Linked DNA regions of Mus musculus: regions 1 and 2 are each linked to region 3. The links are chromatin loops, found by intact Hi-C in ENCODE. Cell type or tissue: gastrocnemius. All regions are shown on one strand.

Evidence for each region. Hi-C counts contacts between places; a loop is a spot of excess contacts. Peaks named below come from ENCODE experiments on the same cell type or tissue, not always from the same donor. Only the 100,000 strongest peaks of a DNase experiment are listed, where the experiment ranks them.
Region 1: it touches region 3 in a loop (9-fold over the local background); 28 of 42 quality-filtered maps call a loop at or near these places.
Region 2: a loop joins it to region 3, with 3 times the contacts of the local background. A loop is called at or near these places in 7 of 42 quality-filtered maps.

Annotation. Positions count from the first base shown.
Region 1 is chr8:41,188,602-41,196,601 of GRCm38, forward strand. It overlaps Fgl1 (fibrinogen-like protein 1), which reads right to left. Exons shown (of 8, transcript NM_145594.2): 8 at 2,833-3,079. The coding sequence ends at 2,920. Among named protein-coding and RNA genes, the nearest start is that of Fgl1, 23 kb to the right of the region's middle. In gastrocnemius, CTCF peaks have their summits at 3,082 (motif pointing left) and 5,682 (motif pointing right); DNase peaks (open chromatin) are centred at 3,036 and 5,671.
Region 2 is chr8:41,412,825-41,420,824 of GRCm38, forward strand. It overlaps Frg1 (FSHD region gene 1), which reads right to left and starts at 4,294. Exons shown (of 9, transcript NM_013522.3): 1 at 4,076-4,294; 2 at 1,979-2,049. The coding sequence starts at 4,137. It overlaps Gm50494 (a long non-coding RNA gene), which reads left to right and starts at 4,302. Exons shown (of 2, transcript XR_003947538.1): 1 at 4,302-4,425; 2 at 4,527-4,911. In gastrocnemius, a CTCF peak has its summit at 4,415 (motif pointing left); a DNase peak (open chromatin) is centred at 4,350; H3K4me3 peaks cover 2,126 bases; H3K27ac peaks cover 1,595 bases.
Region 3 is chr8:41,054,046-41,062,045 of GRCm38, forward strand. The region is part of intron 3 of Mtus1 (mitochondrial tumor suppressor 1); the gene reads right to left. It overlaps Gm16193 (predicted gene 16193), which reads left to right. Exons shown (of 3, transcript NR_166600.1): 2 at 6,259-6,382. Among named protein-coding and RNA genes, the nearest start is that of Gm16193, 5.0 kb to the left of the region's middle. In gastrocnemius, a CTCF peak has its summit at 3,159 (motif pointing right); DNase peaks (open chromatin) are centred at 807, 3,172 and 3,422; H3K4me3 peaks cover 289 bases; H3K27ac peaks cover 2,379 bases.

The DNA.
Region 1 (8,000 bases), 130 kb after region 3:
GAGGAAATAATTTTATGTTTGGGGGGTGGGAGGTCACCACAACACGAGGAAATGTATTAAAGGTTCTCAGCATTAGGCAGGTGGAGAACCACTAGTTTAGAGGATAACATGTCATGACCTTGACATCTTTCAAAAACATCTAGCATTGTTCTTCAGTGCCTCCTTACCATCACCAGCTCTTACTGAACGCTGGCTGACACTGGGCTTTGTATGATGTTGTCTCCCTTGTACAGCTCTATAAACAACCCCGTGAGGCACACTGTTTTATAGATGAAACACATAAGGCTCAGAGAAGTTAGTACCTCTCCAAGGTCACTCTGCTATAGAAAGAAAATTATGGAAGCTGTAAACCAGCTATAACATGTAGAATTAAGGACCTGTAAACTATATCACCTTCGTAGTCTTCATTTTTTTCTATGCATATCCTTGTTTTATGTGTTTTGCATTAGGGTTCCTTCTGCCTGCTATGATTTCCCCTAGTATACCTAGTGTTGGCCTTAGATCAAAAATTCTAAGAAGTCTCTCTGATTGCCACTCCATCTACCACTGCAATCATGTCAGGACCCTGCTTCACGTCATACACCCATCAAAGCACACATCTCTCCTTTCTACTTATCAGCTTCTGAAATATTTTAAACTGGGTGGTGGTGGCATACATTTTTAATCCCTGCACTAGGGAGGCAGAGTCAGGTGAATTTCTGTGAGTTCAAGGCCAGCCTGCTATACACAGAGTTCCAGGACAGCCCCGGTTATACAAAGAAACCCTGTCTTTAAAATTCCCTATCCCAGGAAGGAAAGAAGGAAGGAAGGGAGGGAGGGAGGGAGGGAGGGAGGGAGGAAATATTTACTTGCTGTTTTAGATCCGTGACCAACTCTAGGAATATTTACACTATTAACTTTTAAGACCTTTATAAGTAGTGTCAGTATTTTATGTTTACCTATCAGTTAGTACAATTTATACCAAGTTTAACACATATCACTTTTGCAAGGTTGTCATGTATACAAGTATCTACCATCTACAACTTGGAAACTGTGAAAGTTCTCAACTACACCTTCAGATTCATTAGCTAGAAGTATATCTAATGAGGATCATCAGAAGACCAGTTGCCCCTTCTTCCAAAACATCATCATTTCATCCATGAACTTACTGCGGGTCTCATTGCAGAACACTCACTCTCAAGTACTCCCTTCATGCAGGTGACTTTTTCTATAATTTTTCTTATAACTATCCTTTCTTTTTAGCCAAAGGCCAGAATGAAGGCCAAGGAACTGATGGGTGACCTATTTTACCATATTTCTCTTGTCTTTTCATGTCAGTTGTATGTTATAGTTCTGACTGACAGTGAGGATGCTGGGATCCAAGGGGGTCACTGTATGATGGACTGTCTCAGTGTGTCTGCATACTGTGTTTTGGACAGAAGTGACGAGTCCAGGAGCCAAGGAAAGTACTGCTGTCTGAATATATCTAAAATGAATGACTCGAGGTACAGAATGAAGATAGGCATTTTTGTCACAGTTCTAATAGGTTGAAGATGTCAAATTACTCAGACAAAGTAATCTTACAAAAGTGATTCTCTCTGCACCAGCAGGAGGCTGCCATCTTGCTGCCCTACCTATTATAGACACTGTGGTTAAAAATAAAAACAAAAGCCGGGCGTGGTGGCACACGCCTTTAATCCCAGCACTTGGGAGGCAGAGGCAGGCAGATTTCTGAGTTCGAGGCCAGCCTGGTCTACAAAGTGAGTTCCAGGACAACCAGGACTATACAGAGAAACCCTGTCTCAAAAAACAAACAAACAAAACACAAAAACAAACAAACAAAAACCAACTTACAATTTCATGTTTATGTGGTTGCTGTGCCTTTCTCCCTTAGCTGTGTGGGCTCAAGCTGTATCTTCTGAGCCTGGCCCAGGGTTAGCATGCAAATAGTTTTTGGAAGATCTTTCTTTTATCTTCACTTAAAAAACACCAATCCAGAGTTATTCAAGAAGATCCATTCATTGCCTAGTACCGAACAACTTAGATTTGAGTTTTTGGTTTTTTTCACTAACCTTATAACCAAAACTCAGATACAGAAATTCTCAGCTCAGCAGCAGCAACCTCTCCCAGGGGCTGACCTATGAAGTAAGATGAGGCCTCTGGTTACTTCTCCATTGTCAACCAACATCATGTGTAAAATAAGGCCTATGAAGAAAGGTGGAAACAGCAGAAATATCCTGAGCATGTGAGTAGTGCTTATACCTTTGAAGAGCCTGGACTGCGCTTAACAGTTTAACTCTGTAGCCACAGACTTTAATCCAAAGCCCAACGTGTAATACGTATGTAGCTGATTTGGACAAAACATCATATTTTGCCAGATTTTGTCTCTCTCTCTCTCTCTCTCTGTCAGTCGCGTTATATATGATTTATTGGTTTATTTTGGTTTTTTTGTTTGTTTGTTTTCTTTTCCCTAAACAAGATTTCTCTGTGAAGTCTTTCCTGGCTATCCTGAAATTCGCTCTCTAAACCAAGCCAGCCTTGAACTCAAAGATCCACCTGTGTCTGCCTTCCAAGTGCATGGATTAAAGGCGTGCACTAAACACACCCGGGCATATGTGATTTATTATTACAAATTTAAGCTTGGGTTATTAGTTAATCATGTTAATCAGTCTGTGGTGTTTTCTAGACAGTTCTAACCTCTTCTCATATCAGTATGCACATAGCAATTTGGTAAACATTAACATAATCTGCATTTATTTGGTGGATGTTGTGTATCTGCTGAACTTAAAGTACATTAAGTAATAAAGGCAGTATGAAGAATGAGAAGTCACACACAATTACCATGGCCATGAGTGTGTTATTCAGAATTATATCTTTTTCAAATATTTATTTTCAAGTAAACCAAGATGAATTACAGAAAGGAGATCCCAATGAGGGCAACTAAATAATATTTGGAATAAAATCACTTGGCCTAATTTTCATAACCACAGATTTCAAGGAATACCACCACCCATGCCAGGTGTACCACACAACACCATTATCCGTTTCTGCCCTGTAGGAACCACGGTAGTAAACACCGTTCAGGTTTGCAGAGTGACACCTAGTGGGAGAACAGAAGAAAACAGAGCAATCAGAAGGAAAGTACTCTTGAGAAACTTGCTAAGAAATGATTAGAACTTTTAGATAATGACTTCTGCCATTTTCCCACAAAACTTTCATGTTCTCAAACCTGAGACTTTTCTACAACCAAATGTTATTTAAACAGGTGAGTTTCGGTCCCATAGTATATGTGACGATCCATCCCAAATCACTTGGAGTGTTGAGAATTAAATAACTCAGTTCTTTCAGTTTTCCCTCTACCTCCCCCGCCCTCTCCTTTCTTTTTCATTTTTCTTTTTTTTTTATTGAGTGTTTTTTTTTCTTAAAAAATATTTATTTATTTATTTATTTATTTATTTATTTATTTATTTATTTATTATATGTAAGTTCACTGTAGCTGTCTTCATACACTCCAGAAGAGAGCATCAGATTTCATTATGGATGGTTGTGAGCCACCATGTGATTGCTGGGATTTGAACTCAGGACCTTTGGAAGAGCAGTCGTCGATCTTAACCATCTCACCAGCTCCTATTTTTCTTTTTTTGAAGCGGCAGTTTCTCTGTGTAGCCCTGGCTGTCCTGGAACTCACTCTGTAGACCAGGTTGGCCTCAAACACAGAGATCCTCCTGCCTCTGTCTCCCAAGCTCTGGGATTAAAGGCCTGTGACACCACTGCTTAGCTTAGTATTTCAGTTCTTAGTAGCTTTTAAACAAAAAGGAGAAGGAAAAAAAAAAAAAGCAAAGAAAAACTTCTTTGTAAACTTCACCTACATCCTCCCAGTTGAGCAGTGTTTATTTACCTTGTGGTTGGCCAGGAAGCCATGATTAGCAAAATAAGACTGGGGGGAGGGGCTCTGCTGCAGCTTCCTGGGTAGTTGGTGCATCCAAGTTCTCTAATCTACAGCCAAGATGTGTGAGGAGAGCATTGGGGGCTGTTTCTAGGAATTCGGCAGGAATTTGACATTGGGCTAGGACTAGGAAGTAGGCTCCAGGTCAATACAGCTGAGGAAAGTATTGCATTCCTTGTATTTTGGTCATTGTGATAAACCCCTAGATGCAGGGACCACAGGACTTTGTTTATTGCCTTGTTTGATTACTTTGATTGTTGCCTTGTTAATCGATTACTTTGTTTATGCCTCAGGACTGAGCTTACTCTTTGTATGTACCTAGATTGTTATAAAAGCAGACTGGAAAAAACAAACCTGCTTTAGCTTCAGCACCTGCTGGAGTCGTCATTCATGTTATACTGTTGTCTAATTGTCTTTTTCTTTCCCATCTTTCCACCTCCACCCTGTTGAGGTGACTGAGCTGGCCTGGTCAGATGTGGCTTTCACTAGTCAGATCGCTTCTTTGAACTGTTACCATATCAAATATTTCCATCTTCAAGAGCAAACAGGACCCAAACCTCCTTTTAAAACTCCCCCAGCTATCATCAAATAATCTATTGTCTGGGTTGCCAAGTTAATTTTTTTACATATATGGCACCAATCTAGATAGGTTTGTTAGAGTATCATAAAACTCAAATATTTCCTTCTTCCTCCTTTGGAGTACACTCATCTGTCCTTGGCATACAAAAACTTCTATGTTACAGTTTGTTCTAATTTTCCTGATATAATATTAATCACTGGTTTTTTGGTTTTGTTTTGTTTTGTTTTTTGGTTTTTCAAGACAGGGTTTTTCTGTGTAGCCCTGGCTGTCCTGGAACTCACTCTGTAGACCAGGCTGGCCTGGAACTCAGAAATCCGCCTGCCTCTGCCTCCCAAGTGCTGGGATTAAAGGCGTGCGCCACCACTCCCAGCCACTGTATATTTATTTATTGCTATAATGAATGAAAACATATCAGCCTGAAGGCTGTGAAAAGAATATTCAGAAGCAGTTCTGGGGGAAAAAAAACAACTCTGGAAAAAATATTGAGTCAGAAAAGCCTATAATTCATTCATAAATGCAAAGTAGTAGGCGTGGGCCATCACTAAGCTTCTGATTTACTTTTATTGGTCACCCTGGCAGCCATCCTAATTTGAATGGTTAGGACTAATTGGAGCCATGCGTCCTAAATCTGCAAGGCTTCAGTATTCATTGTGTTTTCAAAGTACCATGAGAAGTAACATTTAAAAAGAAAAACCTCTTTATAAATAAATACTTGGGCATATCTTTATATAGAGGACGTCTGCCATATGAACTTTCATATTTGGACTGATTTGGAGCCTATTGAGAAATGGACCATAAGGCCCACGACTTAGCATTCAGGGATGGGTGTGTCAGTAGCCTTCAGTTTCTAGCCTGGGCTTGACACTGCTTAGTGGAGACTGATACTCGGAGGTAACGAAGCAGCTTGTAGCTTGCAGGTGTGGGGCATAGCAGGTAGGGGAAATCACACTTGCATTAAACAGGAGGCCCACAAGGCAGCAATGAGTGTTTTCGTTATTTTTCTACTGGTTATGACTAAATGCCATACAAAAACAACTTACGGGAGGAAGGACTTATGTTGGCAAATGATTCAGGGGTTGGAGCCTTTCCCGGTGGAAAAGGCACAGGGCACAGGCAGGGAGGGCAGCTGTGACTAGGCTCCTACCTATTGTGGGGCTGGACTATACATACACAAACCTGTGGGGGGCGCTGCAATTCCAGCCTCAGTAGCGAGAGACACTCACAAGTGCCAACAAGTCACGTAGATTAGATGTGACACAGAAGACCAGAGTACAGACGAGGCTTCTGGAATAATTTATTTTCTCTCTAGGTTGACCAGTAGTCCGTGGGTGCCTCCTGCTACTGAATTGTTTTGTTCTCCTCAACCCCTATTTCTAAAGTCAGCTCTTAACATTTATTTGCCTTCCTTAATGTGTGTACAACTGCCATTCGGGCACAGAACAATCAACCAAAAATCAACCAAATGGACAAAGTACACACGTCAGAACTCAGTAATGTTAACGGTTATGTCTTCCAGTCTATTCAAAAGCAGACATTAGTGAATGTTCACAGATGACATTGTTATCTGTAGGTAAGTCTTAAATAATGCTTACTTAGAACTTTTTTTTTTAAGAACAAGAAAGCCACAAGGGAAGATTATCACTTTGTTTCAAGTTTTCACAGTAGGAAAAAGTGATTTTCCTTCTCTTCCTTTCACATTGTGTGTGTGTGTGTGTGTGTGTGTGTGTGTGTGTGTGTGTGTGCACTCTGTTTTCCTAATAACTGGCCAAATGTTAAATAGACTCATCTTTTGGAAAAGTAAAACCCAGGGGGAAATCTGCTATTTTTGTTTGTTTGTTTGTTTTCGAGACATGGTTTCTCTGTATAGCCCTGGATGTCCTGGAACTCACTTTGTAGACCAGGCTGGCCTCGAACTCAGAAATCTGCCTGCCTCTGCCTCCCAAGTGCTGGAATTAAAGGATTCCACCACGCCCGGCTAAATCTGCTATTTTTACACTTGTATAAATTTACTGTAACTGATGGTAATATCTTAAACTCACTGAATCTGAATTGAATATACCACTCTAAAGTCAGCCAGGCATGGATGCTTCTGCCTATAATTCTGCCAACCTGGGCTACATGAGTTTCTGTCTCAAAAGCTGGGAGGTGGGGACAGGACAGAGAATAATAATAAAAAAAGAAGCATATCTCAGGTTCATACAATGAAGAAATTTGTATCAGAAGCCAGGGTGTGTGTACTCCATAGTAGAGTGCTTGCCTATGATCCACAAGGCTCAGGATTTGAGCCTCAGAACCCAGTCCCCCAGCTTCTCCACACTCAAAAGAATGAGCTCGATGATAAACAGCAGCTGGGGTAGGATTAAGTTTCAAGACTATTGTAGCAATCTTCCCTAGATTGGAAAGGCTTATATTCAATGAACTAATAAAAGTTAATATGGGAGCTGGCAAGATGGCTCAGTGGTTAAGAGCACTGCCTGCTCTTTCGAAGGTCTTAAGTTCAAATCCCAGCAACCACATGGTGGCTCACAACCACCAGTAATGAGATCTGACACCTTTTTCTGGTACATCTGAAGACAGCTACAGTGTTACTTATGTATATTAATTAATAAATCTTTGGGCTGGAACAATCAGGGACTGAGAGAGTGGAGTTGACTGGAGCGATCAGGGGTCCTAAAAATTCAATTCCCAACAACCACATGAAGGCTCACAACCATTTGTACAGCTTCAGTGTACTCAAATACATAAAATAAAAATAAATACATTTTTAAAAAAGTTAATATGGAATAAAAGGAGCATTAAAATTACAGCAGTAACAGTGGTTATCTTGTAAGATATAGGGCAGTGAAAAGAGCTAGCTGAGTGTCACAAATTCCTTCCTCCCTTTTTCCTTTTCTCTTTCTTTCTCTTTAACATTTAACTTTATTATAATATTTTTTTAACTTTACTGTATGCATGCTCTCTACTTCCTCCCGTCAACTAGTGGTGTTCTGCTTATAACAAAAACATCCTCGTAAAAGTAGCATTCTGAGGGCTGGAGAGATGTCTCAGCAGTTAAGAGCACTGGCTGCTCTCTCCCAAAGACTCAGGTTCAATTCCCAGCACCCACATGGCAGCTCACACCTGTCTGTAACTAGTTCCAGAGCTTCTGACAACCTAACACGGATATATGTGCAGTCCAAACACCAATGTACATAAAATAAAAATAAATTTAAAAAGAAGTAGAAGGCTAGAGAGATGACTCAGGGGTTAAGAGCATTGACTGCTGTTCCAGAGGTCCTGAGTTCAAATCCCAGCAACCACATGGTGTCTCACAACCATCTGAAATGAGATCTGATGCTCTCTTCTGGTGTGTCTAAAGACAGCAACAGTGTACTCACATACATAAAATAAATAAATAATTTTTTAAAAAGTAAAAGTTTGATTTATTTCCATGACATGTTATTGGAGAATTTGGTTTGTTGTTTGTTTCTTTTTCTTTCATGTAATTGTTTGTTT
Region 2 (8,000 bases), 360 kb after region 3:
CAATAGAAGACACAAGAAAGGAAGAATTAAACTACAGTCAAAGAAAACATGACTGGAGATGTTCATATAAACAAAGCAGCAATGATAGTGAGGGAGCTTAACACCCCAAAGAGCAAAGCCAATACAGAAATATAAGCTCTATACAATTGAAATACTGAATGTCTCAAATAGTCTAAAAGCAATACAACTCTCTTAGATAGCCTGACGGACTTTATTAAATGAAATGGTAAGTTTACTCTGAAGTTTAACTGGACATAAACACTCAGAATAAATAGCAAATTTTAATTAAAGAAACACGAAGGAGGTGAACTCAATTCCTGGACCTGGAAACCTTATGGGATGAATAAAGCAATGAAGTAATAAAGACAAACACTGACAGAAAACAGATAAGTGGAACAAGAGTCAGGAAGGAGACCGACATACAGAAACCCAGCTAATTTTTAAGTAGCCATTTCATAGCAAAAGACAACAATTCAAAAGGAGGCTGGGGAAAAACAGAAGCAAAACCCAATCTCTGAGACCTACCTCACACTACACAATCACCCTGAAGTGGGTGATAAAGTTAGCAAAGAAGAAAACTCTAAACTTGAATGTGTCCAAAAGGAAGAGCAGAAGTCTTTCAAGATGTTGAGATAAGGGTAAGCTAAATAAAGACCTAAAAGGCAGCAACTATGAGAGAAAACAGTTAACAAGTCGGAGGAAAACTAGAGACCAGCTCAGCAGACAAGCAGTGTAAAGAAAACCAAAGGCAGCGGTGTGAGAGAAAGGCTGCTTACTTCCCAGGACCTGCAGCAGACAACATTTTTCTATCCCTGGTAGGACATTAAAACAGCAACACCATTTAGAACAATTTGGCACATTCTAATACCATTAATTACTCACCTATGGTAAGAAACAGCAGGTCAGCAGACACATACCTACCCCTGATCCTGACCCCAATTACAGAATTCTATTATTTTAGAACGGCTTTTTTTCAAGTGATGTGAGGTTTCCTACATCGTAACTTTACACCATTGCCTACTTTTTAAAAATTTCTTATTACATTTATTTGCGTCCATGTGTTTGTCTGTCAGTGTGTGTACAAGTCAGACAGAGGACAACTTGTGCAAGCCACTTCTCTCCTTCTATCCCTGGGACCCACATCGGGCTGCCAGGCCTGGCCACGGCCACACATACTATTACCTGTGGTTTTATTTGGCCAAAGTTTCAAAATTTAGCTTGCCCAGTTTTAATAAACAAGAAATTTGACTGAAAGTATAGGTACACATAGGGCAGGAAAACAGAAGGTATTGGCTATGGATTTGCAAGTGCTTCTAGAACCACTTATAGGGGCCTTGATGTTCTGTTGTGTTTAGGATTCTCATTCATTTCAGGGTATGTGATAATTAATTTGCTACATTATACTTCCTTTGGAAACAAAGAAATTGCAGACTCGTCACCACAGTTTATGTGCTTCCAAAGAAAATGATGTGCAGATGACAGTACTTTTGTCTGACAGGCCTTTAAAGTTGGGGATCAGTCTCAATGGAGTCTCTGGCCCACTGTGGGGTTCCTACGGTGAGGAAGAAAAGTCTTATCTGGTGACCTGACAAGCAGACCATCAGTTCTGACTCAGAAAACACTTCAAGTGGAACAATAAGAGATGCTAACATTTCATACAATAAACGACAGTGCAGCTTCGAGCTAGGATGGATTTCTAGACTTTGTTAACGTTTGGATAAATTCTAAGAATATTGTAAGGCAAGTGAGAATTATAGGAACCTCAAATCTCAGTCATGCCATAGTCTGGATGTTCGTATCATCTCCAAATTTTACATGCTGAAACCTTGTCACCAATGCTCTGGAGCTCGGCAGCGGTCACAACACTGAGAGGAGATTCGTTTGTGATGGTCAAGCTCTCAAAATGGGATTAGTGCCCTAATAAAAGAGGTTCTAGAGAGAAAAAAATTAAAAAATAAAAAGAACTGAGGTGGCTTACCCACAATATCAAGTTGGGTCTCCTCGTCTTCTTCCCGTTTTCTCTTCTTATCTTTGCTCTTTTTCTTTTTACTAAAGGGGAAAAAAGATGTATGCATGGACTTGGACATACTGTTATGTGTTAAGAACTACAAGGTGAGAACTCAGGAGTCATTCCAGCTCTATGAGTGACCTACGGATAAACGATCTTTTACAATTTACAGATGTTTGGTTTAAAACACCGAGAAGCTGCTTCTGCCCTCATTTCCCAGACGACAGACTGCAAAGCAGAAGTAAGCTGAAATAACCCCTCTCCCTACCCCATGTCTTTGGTCAAGTTGTTTTATCAGAGTAATAGAACCCTTAACTAAAGACAGCCTTGTTGTAAAGCATTTCTCAAAAAGCTAAACACTGAGTTATCAAAAATAACACCCTAGGTAATTCTACACACACACACATGTGTGTGTGTGTGTGTGTGCGCGCAGATATCCAAGAGAAATGAAAAAAGTATGTCCACAAAAACCAGAAAACTGATAGCATCATTGTCATTAGCAGAAAACACTCATCAAATGAAGAAAGAACATAATAAAAATAGTATCATTCAGTCACAGAACAGAACAAACACACAGCCCACAGGATGGATTGCTCTTCAAAACGAAGAGCAAGAAGCTAGGTATAGCACACAGCAGCAGCCCCCAGCAAACGGGTGGATCTCTGTGAGTTCCAGGTATAGCACACAGCAGCAGCCCCCAGCACACGGGTGGATCTCTGTGAGTTCCAGGCCAACCAGAGCTACGTACGGAGATCCTGTCTCAACAGCAACCTAAGTGAAAGAAGCCAAACATAGAAGGCTATGTACTATTTAATTCCACAGGCATAACATATTCATAACAAGTAAATCCTTATAGCTGGAAAGCAGTCGACAGAAGCTGGAAGGGCGGGCAGAAGGGTGTGACTATTTAATGGTTGGTTAAACAGTCTCCTTTGGAGTGGCAAAATGCTTACTGACTAAATAGTGGTGAACTCGTAAATATACTAAACCCCACTAGCTGTACACTTTAAAAGGAGTTTATGGCTTATGAATTACAGCTCCATAAATGGAAACACGAGGAGAGATCTTAGGGGAAAAGTGATTATTCAGAGTGCTTACAACAAATTCTGAGCCTTGCTGTGGTTGCAGCCCAAGCCTTTAATCCCAGCACTTGGGGGTTGGTGGGGTGGGGGAGGTGAGGCAGGTGAGTGTCTGAGTTCATGGCTATCCTAGTCTACAGAGTTAAGTTCCAGGACTACACAGAGAAACCTTGTCTCAAAAAAACAAAGAACCAATCATGGAAACATGGAAAGCACTACATAGGTTTTAATAACTGCTGTCTTAACTTCTTTGTATTTTATCGACAACATCTTCAGAAGCAAATTCTAAATTTTAAACAGTTTCAGATTCGGTCAGGATAAAGCTCCGAGCTCATTCAGCACGAAGCTCGCTGACAAGTACCTGTTGAAACTGCTTCAGCGGTGATACAGGAAATAAAGTGTTCAACTTTGGCTAGATCCTTCAAGAGGACGGAAATAGGATCGGGCAAGATATCTTTCTCTATAGGGCTAACTATAAATCACACCCACATGCCTCCACTTGGCTGTTATATTCTGAGTTGGCTGTCTCATTCAGTTCTCATAACTCTTTTTTATAGTCTCGAGGAACAAGAACCAGCGTCTAATAAATCAGCAAACGAACCATCAACCCATCACCGGTGCGAATTCAAGGTCCCGACTCACACTATGATGCAGCTTTGCCTGCCCCCTACATATTACACTGCAGAGAATCAGGGCGTTTTTGTTTGTCCGCTTGCTTTTTCCATTTGCAGGAAAGACCGGTGGAAAAAAAAACTTTCCTTAAAGCAAGTTATCAAGGCAGGCAGGGGGAGGCCTGGGGGGGGGGGCAAAAGTAGGACTCCTGGTCTCTCCGTTTCGGGGGATCCCCGGCCACGCAGCGTCAGCTAAGAAGTGTCGGGGAGGCTGTCCACGCAGGTCTGAGTGTCCTGGGTGGCTTGGCTACCCCGTCCCTTGAGCCCCGGGGATGGATGCACTGAGAACCGCGCCTCCCTCCCGAGCGCCGCCTCACCTCTTGGCTTTAGTGCCCTTGAGCACGAGTTTGGTGGACTTTACATAGGAATATTCGGCCATGGCCCGGCTCGCTGAAGTGGCAGCCTCTGGCAGAGCTTCCGTAGGACTGGGAGGAGGAGGAAGTGGCTCTAACGGCCGGAGCTGAGCGAGTCCCCGAGGAACTCTCGGTCTTCTTCAACCCAAGGCTACGATTCTCCGGCTTCCTGTTTACTGCTTCCGATGCACTACGGCGGCCGTGGAGGGTCCAATCACGTCAGCGTTCCTGCGGCGAAGTCCCGGATGTTCGCGGTTTTTTTTCCCCCCCAAACCAGGCAAAACTTATAGAGACGCCCCCTGGTGGAAGCGAAGGTATCCAACAGTTTCCTGCTGCCGAGGTTGTAAAGACCATACCTGGATTGGATGAGCCAGATGTTGAAAGGATCAAATCTATCTGCCCACTCTCTTTGCAGCGGACATCGCACCAAGTACCCGGCAACCCGCCAGACTGGGCCTGCACAGAGAAACCGAGATGTGTGTTCTGTGGAGGCGTGGGTCACAGCCTTGGCTTCGGGCAACTTTATCAACGACTCTGGCTCCAGAGTTGTTAGTTGTGTTGTACATGTTTTACTCGTGTATTGTGTATGAGTAACACACAAGAAACAATTGAGGAATGATACAATGTATAGTTGCTAACTACTGGTTTCTATCGCAAGTGCTGAAGAGACTTTGGTCTCCACACCGAATACTGTCTTTCCCTGTAGTCTTGATCCAGCCAAGTGCGTATTCCTTTTGCCTCCTCCAATCTTCCCCGCAATGTTATAACTCCCTTCCATTACAAACAATGCACCGCTGATACAGCTTCTGTGTGATCTTTGGTTTTTGTGAAAGAAACATGAATGCTGTTAGAATCAAAAAATGGAATGGCTTTGTCAACACTTGACAAATATAAAACACTTTTGAAGGAATGATTGATGGCAGCTCTGGCAAGGGATGACGTGCAAAGATATTCTAGGTCTGTGTGATCTGGCTGGAATCCAGACACACACTTAGTACACACCTTTAATCCTAAACAACGATGTCTAATTGAGGGGCAAACAAAGTGGTGAATCAGAGGGAGATTTGACAGAATATGCTCAACGCTCATCTGAGTGGCACAAGAGAGAGAAGCTATTCAGGTCAGGGGCAAGTTCAGTCTTTAGCGCTTGTCAGTCAGTGGGGAGTCAGAGTGGCGAGTACAGTACAGTGGAGTTGAGTGAGTTCCTTCATGAGCTCCTGCAGTTCAGTGAAGGTCAGCAGAGGCAGTTAAAGCCAGAGAATGAGAAGCCAGAAGATTAGAATAGATTACCAGAGTTAGTTTGAGGGCAAGCAGAGCAACTCAGGAGACACGGAGAGAAGCCAGATGAAAATCAGTCAGCTTGGAGAGGAGTTGAAGCCAGAATAGATTAGCTGAATCAGCCAGCCAGAATTTAGAAAGGAGTGGAAAGGGTGAGTTTATTCAGCAGCAAGCCTCTGAGATGGCGATTACATCTAGCAAATAGAAGATATTTTTGACAAAACTATCACAAAGATACTGCCTGAACTCCAACCTTGCACAGAAACTGCCCACAACCTCATACAGGAAACACTTTTGCAAGTACTTCTCCCTATCCAGCAAATAAATACAGGGTCTGTTATTTGTAACTCAGCCAATGATTATTGCTTAAAAGTATCTGATTTAACTCTCTTTATCTTTGTCTTGTCTTTTCTGGTGCTGGGGACCTGGCTTTGTGATAGGAACAGAGCATGCAGTTTAGGGTAAGGCCCTGGAAAACTGCACAAGCAGGAATGACCACGCTTTTCCCAAGAACACCAGAAGGGAGCTGGGTGTCTTCTAACTTCTGAAAGAGCATCCTTACCTGGAGATGACCTGAGAGCGCGACCAAAGCTCAAGGCACTAATCTTTTCTGGAACTGGATCTTTGGCTTTTCTTGGTGAAATAGGTCTTGTCTCATCCTCAGGTTTAGCCCATCCCATAAATGATGCTGGGGTTATGGCTTAAGAGAGGCAATGCCACAGTAGTCTTGATCAGAGCTCTATAGAAGTCCATTAAGGAAGAGACACTTTCCTTTGGAAAATAAGATAAAATTTCTCTCTCTTTTTTTAAAGATTTATTTACTTATTAATATGTAAGCTGTCTTCAGACACCCCAGAAGAGGGTGCCAGATCTCGTTGTGGATGGTTGTGAGCCACCATATGGTTGCTGGGATTTGAACTCAGGACCTTCAGAAGAGCACTCAGCGCTCTTAAGCGCTGAGCCATCTCTCCAGCCCCCAGAATCTCTGTTCTTAGGTAGAGACCTAAAATCTTCCCCCCACTTTGAAACAGGGGATGTCTGGGTGTCCTTGGCTGTTTTGGAGCTTGCTCTGTAGACCAGGCTGGCCTCAAATCTTAAAGAGATCTGACTGCCTCTGCTGAGATTAAAGGTGTGTGCCCACCCCCACCATTGCCCAGTGAGACCTAACATTCTAGCTAACCAAGATTATGAGTTAATAAATCTGGGCTTATCATTCACCAGGCAGAGACCATTCCCCAAAAAGCAAAGGCTAATTTACCTTAAGCCTTGGGTAAAGAGACCAGAGAAATAATTATCCCTGTAGTGAGATAATGCCTTTCCTTTCCTGTAACTTTTCCTTTTCCCCATCTCTTTCAGCTCATCCTGAGCAAGCTTCCTCAGTCACTCTGGGATTTTTCCTTTTCCTTTTCTTTTCTTTTTTCTTTCTCTAAAACCGCCCCCACTTCCACCACACCGGCTTCTCACAAACAATGGTTTTCTCTATTCCCCTAATGTTACTATTTATGAAGAACTGTCATGCTTCTTGCTCTGGAGTTTTTCTTTTGAACACTAATAGAATTGTCCTTGAGCTTCTGTTTAAGTTCATTCTTTTTTTTTTTTTTTTTTTTTTTTTTTCAGCCCCCTACATTTTATTTTTATTTTGGAGATTATAAAATAATTACATCATTTCCCCCTTTCTTTTCTCCCTCCAAAGCCTCCATGTTTATACTCCCCTCTTACTCTCTTTCAAATTTATGGCCTCTTTTTCTTTTTTTTTTTTTCTTTCCATTTTTTATTAGGTATTTAGCTCATTTACATTTCCAATGCTATACCAAAAGTCCCCCATACCCACCCACCCCCACTCCCCTACCCGCCCACTCCCCCTTTTTGGCCCTGGCGTTCCCCTGTTCTGGGGCATATAAAGTTTGTGTGTCCAATGGGCCTCTCTTTCCAGTGATGGCCGACTAGGCCATCTTTTGATACATATGCAGCTAGAGTCAAGAGCTCCGGGGTACTGATTAGTTCATAATGTTGATCCACCTATAGGGTTGCAGATCCCTTTAGCTCCTTGGGTACTTTCTCTTGCTCCTCCATTGGGAGCCCTGTGATCCATCCATTAGCTGACTGTGGGCATCCACTTCTGTGTTTGCTAGGGCCCGGCATAGTCTCACAAGAGACAGCTACATCTGGGTCCTTTCGATAAAATCTTGCTAGTGTATGCAATGGTGTCAGCGTTTGGATGCTGATTATGGGGTGGATCCCTGGATAGGGCAGTCTCTACATGGTCCACCCTTTAATCTCAGCTCCAAACTTTGTCTCTGTAACTCCTTCCAAGGGTGTTTTGTTCCCACTTCTAAGGAGGGGCATAGTGTCCACACTTCAGTCTTCATTTTTCTTGAGTTTCATGTGTTTAGGAAATTGTATCTTATATCTTGGGTATCCTAGGTTTTGGGCTAATATCCACTTATCAGTGAGTACATATTGTGTGAATTCCTTTGTGAATGTGTTACCTCACTCAGGATGATGCCCTCCAGGTCCATCCATTTGGCTAGGAATTTCATAAATTCATTCTTTTTAATAGCTGAGTAGTACTCCATTGTGTAGATGTACCATATTTTCTGTATCCATTCCT
Region 3 (8,000 bases):
AACGCATACACATTTAACACTATTATGTGAATTGTATATTAATTATAACTGAAGACAACAAAAAAAAAATCTGACCCTTTCATTTAAATCCTAAGGAAATATTTTTCTACATCTGCCAGTCACACACTCAAAACTTAGTATTTAGTCAGAAATTAAATCATCAAACAGCCTTTTAATCAGAAATTAAATCATCAAATGGTCTTTGGTAATAGGATAACATCATACCAAGAACATTGATAAGCTGAATTATAATTGGTTTAAGCACCCAACCCCAGAAAACACACAATAAAATTTGTTCCCAACAGATCCATTCACATCTTAAATATATATAAATACAATCACGAAACACCACAGTCAACATAAATTGCAAGCAACAACAAAGCTAATAACCAAGCGGGCCTAAAAAATCAATTTATTTAATAAAAATTTAAGCATGCTTACAAAGCAAAGAATCAGATGAGAAACCGTCGACCTACTTTTTTTCCTAGTAAGCGTGGCTAACAAAGGAATTATACAAAGGCTGTAGGATCCCACGACAAGCAGTGCCAGTAAGGTAGCATCATACTGCCTTTCTGAGCCGGCCGGGGGTGTGAGTGTAGAATTGATAAAGATCGTTGAAGAAATATCAGTTTCTGTACAACTGCGAAATCCTCCTGGTATAGTCATTTAAAAAGGAACAAAGCAAGCTCAGGCAGGAAAAGCTGCAGCCATGTTCATGCATCCCTCATGCTTGCTCCCAGTCAATTAGAATGGGGAGGGGGAGAGCTGTAAGCCGCCAGGCACTACACGGAACAGATTAAACCAGCTGCACGACAGACTAAGAAAGACTGGCAGACGTGCACGCTTAATCTGTAAGGGGGACGCATGGCCACTAGACAGGCTCTGCGGGTACACGGGGAAACCCTTTTGTTAACAGACAAAAAGAAAGGACAAAAGCATTTCGAAACCTCCTTGGCAGGGTCAGACAGGCTACTGGGGCAGTGGCCAGTTCAACATGGCTGTTCGATAGAAAACCCAGGGTGTGATATTATGGAATGTGTCTGCTCCGAGTGTCACAAACTCCATCATTATGGCTTTCAGGGTTTTCTGGTGATTCTATCAGGGTGGTTTGTTTTGTTTTGTTCTGTTTTTGTTTTTGTTCTTTTAATTTGCACAGTAGGACAAAGAAGTCTAGATGGGAGACGAATTCACAATAATAACAAATGCTAGTCATATTTTCAGGTTCACAGAGAATTAATTACCTGTTAGCATAAACCCTTTGGGGTTTTCCCCCACCCCTTTAAAATTTTAAACAATGAATACATACAAAAATAATAACCCTCTTTAATTTTAATTAACATACTAATACTATGTGCCTATGAGACCAGCCTCTGCATTCAGTGACCTGTCTGAAATGGGTCCTTTGCCATTAACTCAATGCCTATTGTCTATAATCCATCCTGTCACATACTTGCTGTGTGACTTTGATCTGGTAATAGTCTCTGAGCCTCAGTTAAGTCTCCTAAAAGTCCAAGGTAAAGACCAAGGTATTGGGGTGGAAGCAGTGGAGTAGCGGAGCGTGTACGTGTATGGTAGCTCTGTTGCTGGTCTACACCTAAAGAGTTTGATGACTCTGGCCCCCCACACCACCCCACCCCACCCCCCACACAAATGACATGCATTTGTCGTTAAAGCAAAGAGCTCACATCTCCAACTCTTCCTCACAAATGTATATAATCTGTCTCTTTCTCCTAATCTGCTTTTTATTATTCATAAGGCTATTTCTCTGTCACCTATATCCCTCCCTGTACCTATTATGATCCTAGGCACAGTGGGCCCTCCAAAGTTGTTTGTCTTAACTCATTCATGGATTATTTCGTGAGGAAATTTGAGAAGAAAGGGGGGAACAAAACAAAAAGCTCTCTTCTGAATGCATCTTTTGAATAAAGGGGGAGAAGTCTTTTTGGGGGGAAAAAAGAGCTTAGCTTCTTTGCTCACTCGGCATGAAGAAAATGGAATGCACAAAACCTTTCAGAGTATTCCCCTGAGTTTAACTTATTTATGATTAAGCTTAAAGCTGTATAATTTGTACCACCCTGTGGCTGGCATCTAAAGCAGAAGTTTACAAAGCACTTCCACAAGACACTCTTTCGAAAACCAAACCAAACTAAACCAGTGATGGTTTTCTGGATCTCAAGCTGGAAGAGCCCCAGCTACTATTCTTTTCCAAACAGCCCTGCAAACATGTCAGCTGGAATAATGTACTTTAAGTTCCTTTATATAGCACCTGCCAGTAATACGTAACCATTTCAGGGTTCCCTGGAGGTTCGTTCAAAGAAATCTATTCCTAAAAACTTGTTTCCATGTCAAACATTCTGAGTAATTACAAAGAAACAATATGTAAAATTCCCACTAAGATACAGAGACAAAATTAATTATTTGTGGACCATTGGCTTTGCCTATGTCTACTGTCTCAACCACCCACAAAAGGTGACATCAGTCTGACTTACAGTCACTGCTGTAGGCGCTCAGGTCGCTGTGGGTGCTGGCCACTGACCGGGTGCTTCCTGCCCTGCATATCAAGGATGCTTCGGATATAGGAAGTGGTCTAGGCAAATTCACCCAAGAAGAGAGTGCAGTTTTCAAGCACGGAGGCTTTCCTTGGGATTAAAAAAAAAAAAAAAAAAGGTTTCTATCTATCGTGAAAACTTGTACTTTAAGCTGGTACATTCAAACTTCTCTACCGACCATGGAGTTGTCAGAATGCAAAATTAATGTTCAACGCTATGATGCTTCAGATGAGAGAGACACAAAAGCCGCACACACACTTACTTCTTTTGAATAATTCAGAAGCAGAAGAGAGGAAATGATGAAGCAATTAGGCTATGAGAAGTGTGGCCTCAAGTAATTAACTCACACATCTCTGATGTGCAAGAAGGATGAGGGAAAAGAAAAAAAACATTAAGAAAGAAGCCTTTGGTAAAACCGTGATCAAAGCAGAAACGATCAGATGTGATACCTTTCCCTTTAACACTAAAATAAGCAGACTGCTCTGTTAGCACATGAGGTGGCCATATTTAAAAAGAAATAGACGAAAATTTAAAAGCACTCAAAGCAAAAAAATCACGGTTGGGAGAAAGCTTTCACTAAATAAAAAAAATGCTCGGAGCTGAACAGCAGGTGGCGCTATGCTCATTTTTTTCCCCACCCCGTTCCTGTTTCATCTTTCCAGTTGATTTGCCAAACTTGATGTGAGGAATGCTGTTCACTCAAATTTCTAAAACTGCGTTGCTGGAAACAAACAAACAAACAAAGGCATACATACTTGCCAAACAATTGTTTTGGTCAGAACTCTTCAAACTCGCTCACCTCTTGAGCAGTCTATTTGATGTGCTTTATGCTCTACTCAAGGACTTAGTGGAGACTGAACCTCAATTCCACAAGCTCCGCCCCATCCTCTTTCTGAAGACCAGATCCACTCACACTGAATTCCTCATTGTGTTTCAACAACGTGGGTGCTCTGGCTTCCTCTCGCTTCCCTTTCATTAGGCAATCTTCAAATCACTGGGACCATGCCTGTATCATCTCCGGATATCCTGGCACCGAGTGGCCCTATGCGAGCTATGCTGGTAGCATCACTGCCCTAGAGTGCATCAAGGGTTGGAAAGACCTTTGACAAAAATGATGCTGTCACATTTTACCAATGGCAGACAAATAAGGTGACGGTGGCAAAATGTTACGTTCACTGGTTTGTCCCCAGCACATGACAGAACACTTACCTAGCATGCACGAGGCCCTGGGTTCAAGGCCCGGTACCTTGAAAAAAAAAAATCCATTAAATCTAAGCTAAGCTGTTCAGAATTCTGGCTTCTTCTCAAGCCACCCCTGCCAGGTCAGGCTTCCCCCTTGCTGGTCTGGCTTTTGCTCATACCTCCTACTGGCTTCCTGAGCTTGATTGATCTGGGTGGAGACTCCGAGAGCAGAGGCATTCCCAATCCAACTCTGTTCCTTGGACTTTACAAAGCAAGGAGCTGCAACAGGTGTCTGCTGAAATCAGTGTCCTTCCCATGCCATGAGTAAATGACTCATTTTGTTAAAACACTCTCTCTCTCCATCTATACCAAGACATTTAATCGCCCATTTTACAAGGCAATTTGACTCTTTAAGTCTATTAATTAAATACAAGTCCTTACTAACAGGCACAGCAAGTGTTACATGTTCAAACACCCATTCCGCTTTCACTTCTCGTGCCAACCCTTTTCACTGGCTTTAGGTGGAATGGAAAAGCAGATCTTTAGAATACAAATTTATCAAACTGCTACCCTGTCGGAAAAAAAAAAAAAAAAAAAAACCATCCAGATGGAGTCAACTCCAAAATCAAAGGTCCGGGGATCAAATTTTCTGGGTCACAGCTACAATGAAGTCAAAACCTAGCAAGCTTAGGAGATACAGGATTCCTTGGAAAGGTGTGCTTCCTGGTACTGCCTCTGGAAACACCATAGACTTCCAGATCTTTCAAGTGTGCCTCCAGAGACCTACACCATGCTCACTAACGCACAGCCTGCCCAGAAGCACACGCGCCCATACTCGGTCACCAGCCCCTTACCTGCCCTAGCCCGCATTCCTTAGGAAGGTTCCAAGGGAACTCTTGATCTCCCAACCCACCCACCCTCTCCCTTCCACCTATTTCACCAAAAGCTTAACTTTGAAAAGCAGAGTCTTGCTCTGTTGCCCAGCTTCCTGGGCTCAAGCAATCCTCCTGCTTCACACACACACACACAATTTTCATATGCACTGTAGGCTGGGATTTGCATATGAGGAAGTTCGTGTGATTCTTTTCTGAGTTTGGGTGACCTCAGTATATTTTGTGACTCCATCCATTTTTCTGGGAGTTTCAAGATTTCACTTTTCTTTACAGCTGAATAATATTCAATAATATATAGTACCACACTTTCCTTATCTGTCTGTTGATAGACATATCTAGGTTGATTCTCCTTCCTCGCTGTTGTGAATAGCGCGGTAATAAAACATGGTCTCTCTAGTAGAGTGTGGAATTCTCCAAGTATGTGCCCAGGAGTGGAATAGCTGGGACACAGGGCAGTTCTATTATTATTTTTACAAACTTCCAAACTGATTTCCAAATAATGTATTGATTTGCGGTCCCACATACAATAAGTGGGAATTTCTCCAAATCCCCACCAACACTTAACAGGTTTCTTCACACCAGCCATTCTGACTGAAGTAAGACTGTATCTCAGAGTAGTCTTAATTGATATTCTTCTGATGATTAGGGATATTGAACACTTAAATAATTAGTCTTCTGTGTGTCTTCTAAGAAGTGTTCATCCTGTCAAATTAGCAGTATTATTTCCCCGGTGTTTAATTTTTGCAGTTCATTAGAGATAAGCCTCCTGTCTAGAGTGTAGGTGGTAAAGATATCCTCCCATTCTGTGAGCTGTTTGACCCACAGTCGATGGCTTCTTTCACTGTGCATAAACGTTTTAATCTCAAGAAATCCCATTTGTTGATTCTTGGCCCTGGTTCCTGTGTTACCGCGCTCTGTTCAGAAATGGGTGGCTCACCCCTATGTCTTTTCTCTGACAACTTCACATTATGAATTAAGAGCTTTTGATCTACTTTGGGTTGATTTTTGTACAGACCTAACGTCACTCTTCGGCAGATGGGCATCTTAAGATTTGTCAACATCATTTGTTGAAAAGGCTTTTTTTCCACTGCAGTGTTTTTGTGATTCCTTCAACAAAAATTAGGCTCCACCCTCCCTGCTTATTTACAGATCCTCGGTCCTATTCCGTTAGTTTAAGGGCATATTCTCATACTGAGCTGTCTTTGTCATTCTAGCTCCGCTTTATAATTTGAGGTTAAGATCATGACACTTCCAGCCATGTTCCTTGGCTCCTTTGGGTTGCTTTGGTTATTCGTGGTCTTTTTTAAGTTCCAAATGAATTATGGCTATTTAATTCTTAGCCTGTGAAATAGGACATTGGAATTTTGATGGCTATTACGATACATATGTACATTCACTTTTGTAATTATAACCGTTTACACAATATTAGTTCAAGTTCAAGAGCGCGAAAGAAGAAAAATATCACACAGGAAGTTTAAATTTATAATAAAACAGTTGCAGAAAAACATACTGCAGTATAATGGGAGTATCGTGGGGTCTGCCAAGATTGAGTGTACTAGAAAAGGCGTGGGTGAGAAGATCTCCATTCCCTCATCATTAGCATTTAAACATTTATTGGTATGGATTTTCTCTAGATGGCGAGCACAGTTAACAATGAAAAGTCATAAATGCAGAAGTCAATGGGGACCACATTCAAACGCACGACTCCCAGTACAAAGTGGATCCGGCAACCAAGAAAGGAGAAACTGGACAGACAAGGTAGATTCCAGTAGCTGTGTGAGTCCATCTGCAAGCAGTAGCTCATCATCCACCCTTTTATTTCACTCAAGAAGGACACTAAGTCAATGCCTACATTCATAGCTTGTATCTGGTTATTATGAAGACAGCCATTTTACTAGTGGAAAGTCATGATTTCCTAAGAGGTATGTTTCCTAGGGCTGGAAATGAAAGCCAAAGAATGAGCTCCCCAATGGCCCTCCTTTGTCTTCCCCTTCTATGAAATACTTTATTCTCCAAGAGAAAGCTCCAGGGCCTTTGACGGTGCATTGCCAGTCTCCCAGTGCTGACTCAGCCTACTCTAAGGAAAGGCCTGGGAAAGGTAAGTGAGTCCACACTGCAAGAGAGAAGCACCTTCAAAGGAATGACAGCAATTCCCGGAGCCACAAAACATCTACCAGCCAAAGTGATTTCCCATCTCTGAACTATCAAGCAGACATGAACAGGGACTTAACAAAGCTGTGAGAGGCTTTTCAACATCATCATAAAGCATATCACAGTTCACATTTGATAAAATGTATGGCTTGCATAAATGAGATTCAGTTATATGAGAGAGAGAGAGAGAGAGAGAGATCAGGGGAGGCAGGAGAGAACGAGATTGGGGGAAGAAGAAAGAAAGGTAGAAAGAATGAGAATCTACTACAATGTTACCTAAAATGGACAACACAGACCACTCTTTTAAAAATATCTGGGCTATGAAATCACATGGGAGTGTGTATTATACAAGTGTTTACTTGCTGAGCCAGGAAGGTAACTTGCAAAAAAAAAAAAGCGATCACAAAAGCACAGGCCTGTGTATCTGAAACATCTGACAAAAGTTTGCAAAGAAAAGTGTAACTAGGAAAGTCACTGTGGCCCATGACACAGCGCCTGGTGCTCTGGAGGGTCCATTCTTAGTGGGACCGCAGATGGCAGGGTAAAGAAAAGAGCAACAATGTTGGAGATGTGGTTATTTCACAACTGGGAAAGAGATGCCACTAAACGCCAGATGGGAACTTTAAACCTGAACTTTGGTAGTGAATATAGTGGAGAGATGGAGAGAGGCATGGATGGCTCTCAGTATTTGAATTAGAATTTTGATCACATGGTAGAAGACAGGCCTTGTCCAAAGGGAAGAGTAGAGAAATGGAGTAGAGATTAGGAGGCAGGCATACTTGCCTGAGCAAAGGGTATGGGAATTTTCTCTAGACCATGAGGAGGTGACTGAGGTCACTTGGTAACATTTAATTATTAATAAGGTGGGCAATCAGCAGGGACACTCAGGAAGATAAAGTGCTAAATGAATGTGGGGTTCAAACAAAAGATAACCCTGTTATAGCTATGGTTATAATGTCAGCTCTTTACATGCAACTACATAAAAAGACCTTTATAGAAATTATCTACAGTAACTAGGAATTAGAAAATTAAAGTAAAACCCAAAGCAGTAACAAATTGTACTATTCTCAAAATGACAGCTGTATATTCAATTGCAATTAACTCTAATGGGCCAAATGCTTTCATTAGCAATGTACATCTAATAAATTAGTTTCATTGGAGAGTACTGTAATATTAAATGTTCTTCAAATAAAAACAATAGGCTACTTATAAATAAACTTATAAA